Linked DNA regions of Homo sapiens: region 1 is linked to region 2. Evidence: chromatin loops called from intact Hi-C (ENCODE). Cell type or tissue: heart left ventricle. All regions are shown on one strand. Links, peaks and the distances in the headings refer to the core of each region. The heading gives the core; the rest is flanking DNA. Region 1 has its middle 240 kb from the start of CDCA7. Region 2 has its middle 28 kb from the start of LINC01960.

Region 1 (2,916 bases), core at 151-2,650, 460 kb after region 2:
TTGCAAGGTAGCTCCTCACAAAATACTGATGAATTACAAAAGAAAAAAATAATAACTCTACAGTAGAGAATGCTGGCAAACACCACCTTCCCCAAGTGATCAGAGTTAACATAACCAGGGATGGGACTTTACTGGTATCATGTCCTTTCTACCATGATAGACTGAGAAGGATACAACACTACCATATGTATTCCTGTCAAACACACACAACCTGAATCTAATCATGAGAAAGCATCAGACAAACTCAAATTGAGGGACACTCTACAAAATAACTGTTGAATATGCTTCAATAATATCAAGGTCACAAAAGACAAGAAAAGACTGAAGAAGTGTCCAAAAAGATGACAACAAAATGTAATATGTTATCCTGGATTGGATAATGACTTAAAAAGGGAATTTTTTCCCACTTTGAAGACATTATTGGAATATTTAGTAAAATTTAAGTGGGGTCCTGGATTACAGAGTAGTGTTTATAATGTTAATTTACTGATTTTGATGGTTGTTCTGTGATTAGGTGGGAGAGTGTCCTTGTCTTTTAGGAAATACACAGTGAAATGTTTAGAAGTGTTCAGCTTACTCTCAGTTGATTCAGATGGGAAAGAATATATATATATAGTTTACAGGAAAATAATGATAAAGCAACTGTGGTAAAATCTTAACAACTGGAAATCAGTGTAAAAGATATACAAAGAGTACTCTTCTACTTTTTTCTCTAAGTTTAAAATTATTTCAAAATAAAAAGTCTTAAATGATAAAAGAAATCACCATGGTACCTATTTTACTTTCATTCTTCCAGGGCAGAGACTTGGCTTTATGCACCTGCTTTTCCTTTTCTGGCCTATTTCCAGGCACGTAAGAGAAAACCAATGAACACTTGTTTGGATAATTGGTGATTATACTTGTCTTAGCTTCCTTACTAAATTGTAAGCTACTAGAGGGCTTGAACCATGTCTTGTTTCTCGGAATTCCCTAAAGACCCAGCTCCGTGTCCTGTACATAATTGACACCATTGGTTATTTGTAGAACGGAATGGAATTATGTGGCCACTCAAATGTTATGATAATGATTAGGCTCTGACAAAGATCCCTTTTATGGGCCTGTGAAAACAATCACAGTACTTGAAACTAAAATTCCCCTCCTGGGCTTGTGAAAGCCAGGGTCCAGGTTAAGCAGCCCTTTGTGAAGCTGCATTCTCCGAGAGCGGCATCTGACTCTCCACTGAGTCACCTTTGGCAGGGAGCCTTCCCCTCAGTCTGCAGTCATTACCCTAATGAAGGACAGCTGGGGCTGCCAACAATGAACTTGCACTCTCAAGTGGCAGCCGCCCTTAAAAGAACAGTTCCCTCACCCACTAGAACAGCCCTTCCAGGCCAGAAATTGGCCACTGGTTTTATGCCTGGATGGGATGTGGATCCATAGGGAGTCAAAAATGGCAGCTGCAAAGCATGCTGTTGATAGAGAAATGCTCAGTTTAAAGAAGAAACCCTGCCCAGAGTGAGAAGCAAAACTTGCCATGTATTTTAAAAACCACTGTCCTATGTTTTGAAAAACTATATTGGCAGGGGAATCTGATACAGACTTTACTTCTGGACAGCTGTCCTGTTCATTCAGATGCAGGGTGAGCTGGAAGTCAGCCTTCAGGGCCGTGAATACAGGGCAGCTCCAAGCAAGCAACAGGCTCACCAACGAAACCAACAGACAATGTGCATTTTTCAAGACTGTTTCCCTGATGAAAAAATATTTTTTTCTACATAAGCTTGTATAGGCCACTCCTCTGATGCAGAAATCAACATTTCATGAGGTAAATAGAAAAATACTGTCTGGTAATAACCCGCATCACTGAGTGTTTACTCAGTGACAAATGTTACTCTAAGAGCTTTGCATGATTAGCTCATGTAATCCTCCTGATAGCCTGCAGGTAGGTACTCATTGCACCTGGCTGGCAGAGAAGGCACCTAAGAAATTTGGCAAAAGCCACAGAACTAGTCAGTGGTGGAGCCACAATCTGAACTCAGATACTCTAACAGCAAAGTCAACTGTTTAACACAGATCCTTCAAAGTTGGGTATTTTTCCAAGGAAACTTTGGATTGACACTTAACTGCAGAGACCATACTATGTTACGTGTGTTGAAACTTGTTTTGATCACACACACACAGTGCTTTGAACATGGAACATAACCAAGCAATGCTAATGACTATACGTTGGAGGAGAATAATACAGGAACGTCAGAAATGAAATGTTTATTTTGGCTGTTAGGGGCACTGGCACTGATCTGAAACCAGTTTTGAAAATGCAGAATGCGACAAAGTTGAAGTCATGCTGGTTTGAAGGGTTAAAAGTTCTGCTAGGTAGCTGAGCCAGGAATATGTCCTCTGTCCGGAGTGCTCACCTTACAGCGGGAGGTGGGGCAAAAGCCAGCGGCTGGTCCAGACTGCTAAAGGATTGCAGAGAGACCCATGATATTGAAGAGCATGACCGACAGGCCTCATAGTGTGTAAAAATGTATGCTTGACATGGGGCAGCAATGCGGTCCATGGAGCAGAGGCGCATGGACCCATTAGCAGACATGATGAGGACAGGCAGGGTGGGCTGACGCACAGCTGAAGAAGATAGGGGAGCACAGGAAATGACATTTTTAAATGTCAGGAAAACGTTACACAATGAGTCAGAAAGAGATGGACATTTCCTAAGCAGTAATGCTGCCTCATTATATAAAGTTTTCTGTTCTGTCAGTCATTAACTATACCAGAAAAGAAGGCAAAACACGCAGGTTTTTGTGAATCAAGCAATCTTTAACTTCTGTGACACATCTTCTCATAACTAGACCACGGCAGTAAGCTGCTCAGGAAAGGTCAGTTACACAAATGAAAAATAAAAATGGGATAGCACAGAATGCACGAGACAGGGCTCTGGGT
Region 2 (2,916 bases), core at 138-2,637:
AGTGCAGTGGCACTATCATATTAATAGATCACTGCAGCCTGAAACTCCTGGGCTCAAGCAATCCTCCCACCTCAGCCTCCTGAGTAGCTGAGACTACAAGTACAGGCCACTGTGCCTGACTAACCTACTTTTTCTAGAGATGGCTGTCTCACTATGTTAACCAGGCTGGTCTCAAACTTCTGGCCTCATGCCATCCTCGTACTTCGACCTCCCAAGGCACTGGGACTATGGGCATGAGCTGCTGCACGCAGTCAAATTAGGATTTTTGAAATCCCTGATTTAAACCTTAAGTTGGTTATTAATAATTTACCAGTGCACTAGTGATCTTTTGAATCCCTTTTCCTGAGATCCTGAATGTAGTATCTTGTCATGTTAAAATTTCTGAGAAGTCCCACAATAAGGAAATTTGTTTAACTTTGTGAAATAAACATTTCCCAAACATAGGACGTTGGTATAAATTTTGGTGCACAGACCCAAGTGTCTAAGAAGCTATTTAATTTCTGATTTTGACTCCCTTTTCTTCCAGATTGATGAGGGAAAAAAACCACCACCACCACCTGGTTCTCACTTGTTGATCCACTCAGGCACTGCTCAGACGCCCAGAATCCCTGTTCACAGGATCTGCCAGGTCTGAGGACTGAGCTCAGTTTCTGGGAGATGCTCGAGGGAAAGGGATCCTCATCCTCTGGGTGGGGGTGCATGCTTCCCTCCCTGTGATTCAGCCTCTCCTATTTCCCACTGCCTCTCAGGCCTGTTTCACCCGTTCTGCCTGACTCCTGAAAGCATTTGCGTTTGCAAGCCCAGTCTAGGTGCACTTCCTGACCACTTTGTCTCTGCCACCTCCCTGGTGCTCTGCTTGCAGGCTGGGCCTGGGGCTCTCCTGAGCCACAAACCCTGGCTTCCTCCCTCTCCCCTCTTCCTTCCCCGCCCCCTACTTCTCTTCCAGACTCCTGTTTCCCTACCGCATTCCTCCTCCCCTTCCCTTTTCTCCTTTTCTTCCTGTCTCCCTTCCCCTTTTCTTCTCTCCTCAAAAACCCTTTCCAGGCTGGAGTAAGTCTCTCTCCCTTCATCCAGCCTTTGCTTGAGAGTCAGCTGAATTCTCCCAAGGACTTTGGCTTTGTTTCCGTCCGATCAGCAGCCTCCAGAAGGTAATGAGCACTGTGCCCCGCCTGCTTCAATGGGGGAGGAACGGTATGGAATTGGGAGGGACGAGAAAAAGTTCCTATCTAAAACCCCCTTTCCCTCCACCACACTGATTTGACTTTGGAACAGTTTTGTGGAGCACAGTTCAGGGAAACTCTGCAAGTGCTTCCCATGGTCTCTTGCAAAACCAGCGGGTGCCAAGGAGGTGCCAGAGTGACCTCTGGGCTCACAATCTGTGACAGACAGTAAGACAGTCTGGAAATACTTTCATCTCAGCCCTTCAAGGGATTAGGTACTAAAGGGGAGGGAGGGTAGAGCCTGGGAATCCCAGCTGACCTGGAGTCACTGAGTCCCGGGGGGCCGAGGGCCGATGGGAGAGGAGTTGCTGTTCTTGGCGGCTGTTTGAAAACTTTCATACAAGATCGCATCATTCTTCATCCCGTTCACTTGTGTTTCCACAGGTACTGCTTTCTGAGGGTCTGGGTGGCTCCTTGGAAAAGGGGTCTGGGTGGCTCCTTGGAAAAGGAGTCTGGTCCCCACTGTGATAGTATTAAATACAAGTCTCTGAAAACGTCTTAAAATCCCTCCCAAAATTAATGCATTGATTTAGAAGTGAGACCAAAATGTGAAGACTTCACCAGTCTAAAATAAATTCAAAACAAGTTAAATGAGCATGACCGAATAGCCAGCCATTTCTAAATTGTTCATTTCACATAGTGTAGCCTTTACAGTGGTGGCAACTATGATAACAGATCCTATGACTTAGATAAGATCAACAAATTACCAAGTGCTAATTGTTTCTGCTGGGTGTAGGTGAGGAGATAAATAGCTTGTAAATTAAACAGCAGTGCCTAAGGGTGCCATTCCTGTACTCACACGGGCTGCTCCGTGCTCTCCAGCAAATAATTTCCTCTTATCTCATAATTAAACATTTTTACCTTTAAAAACCACAATCATTAGTGAATATGTTATCCTCCTAGTGCCAAATTTAAAAGAGGAGAAAGGAGATAAGAAGCAGTAATCTAATAAACTGAATGACAATGTCATTTCATCCTTTTGCAAATCATCGAAATATAGGCTTTCTGTCTTGGGTGGTTATTGGGCCATCTATGCAGCTTTTCCATAAGCAGCTCCTGCGCCAGTGCTGAAGTGTGGCAGTCGTCAAATCCAGAGCCTGTGTGGCCTGGAGCCTGTCAGTAAGTGCTCATGTGCCGCAGCTGTTCTCTGTTGTTTAGGATCTTGCCTCAGATTCGCTTATAAATGGCATTTATAACATCAAACTTATTCAGTGCCCGTTAAGATGTTTTAGCTTTATCATGAATGTCAACCGCTCCTTTTCCAGCTTCCCATCTCAAGGGAAGACCATGAGAGCTGAATATCACTACCACATTATTTTACTCCAAGTGCAGACATACAGTGCAGTGCAGTGCAAAGAGCTGTTTTCTTTCCTTCCCTTTGTTTTCAAAGTTCAGTCTCTGAACGTCTGGTTAGAAGAGTGTTATCTGGATAATGTTTTTCACTCTGCGCTAGTTATGGTATGTCCTTGTGTTAGAAATTCTAAAGACAAAAATGTGTCCATTCCTTCTTTGTTCATCCATCCATCCTTTCATCCATGCATTTATTTCATCGTTTATTCTTCTCATGTTTATGAAGTTCTTTTGGTTCAAACCCTGTGCAGGGCGCTAGATGAAAGGCAAATGTGCGTGGGGCACATTTCTTTCTGCTGAGCTCAGAGGGAGAGGCCAAAATTGTAAATACTGATTACAGTAGAAA

What was found. Hi-C counts contacts between places; a loop is a spot of excess contacts. Peaks named below come from ENCODE experiments on the same cell type or tissue, not always from the same donor. Only the 100,000 strongest peaks of a DNase experiment are listed, where the experiment ranks them.
Region 1: it touches region 2 in a loop (3-fold over the local background); 16 of 110 quality-filtered maps call a loop at or near these places.

Annotation. Positions count from the first base shown.
Region 1 is chr2:173,588,799-173,591,714 of GRCh38, reverse strand. No RefSeq gene overlaps it. Among named protein-coding and RNA genes, the nearest start is that of CDCA7, 240 kb to the right of the region's middle. In heart left ventricle, for the core only: no CTCF peak of the experiment used is centred there; a DNase peak (open chromatin) is centred at 1,234; H3K4me3 peaks cover 395 bases; H3K27ac peaks cover 913 bases.
Region 2 is chr2:174,051,912-174,054,827 of GRCh38, reverse strand. No RefSeq gene overlaps it. Among named protein-coding and RNA genes, the nearest start is that of LINC01960, 28 kb to the right of the region's middle. RefSeq lists an enhancer at 2,139-2,916. In heart left ventricle, for the core only: no CTCF peak of the experiment used is centred there; a DNase peak (open chromatin) is centred at 1,497; H3K4me3 peaks cover 417 bases; H3K27ac peaks cover 556 bases.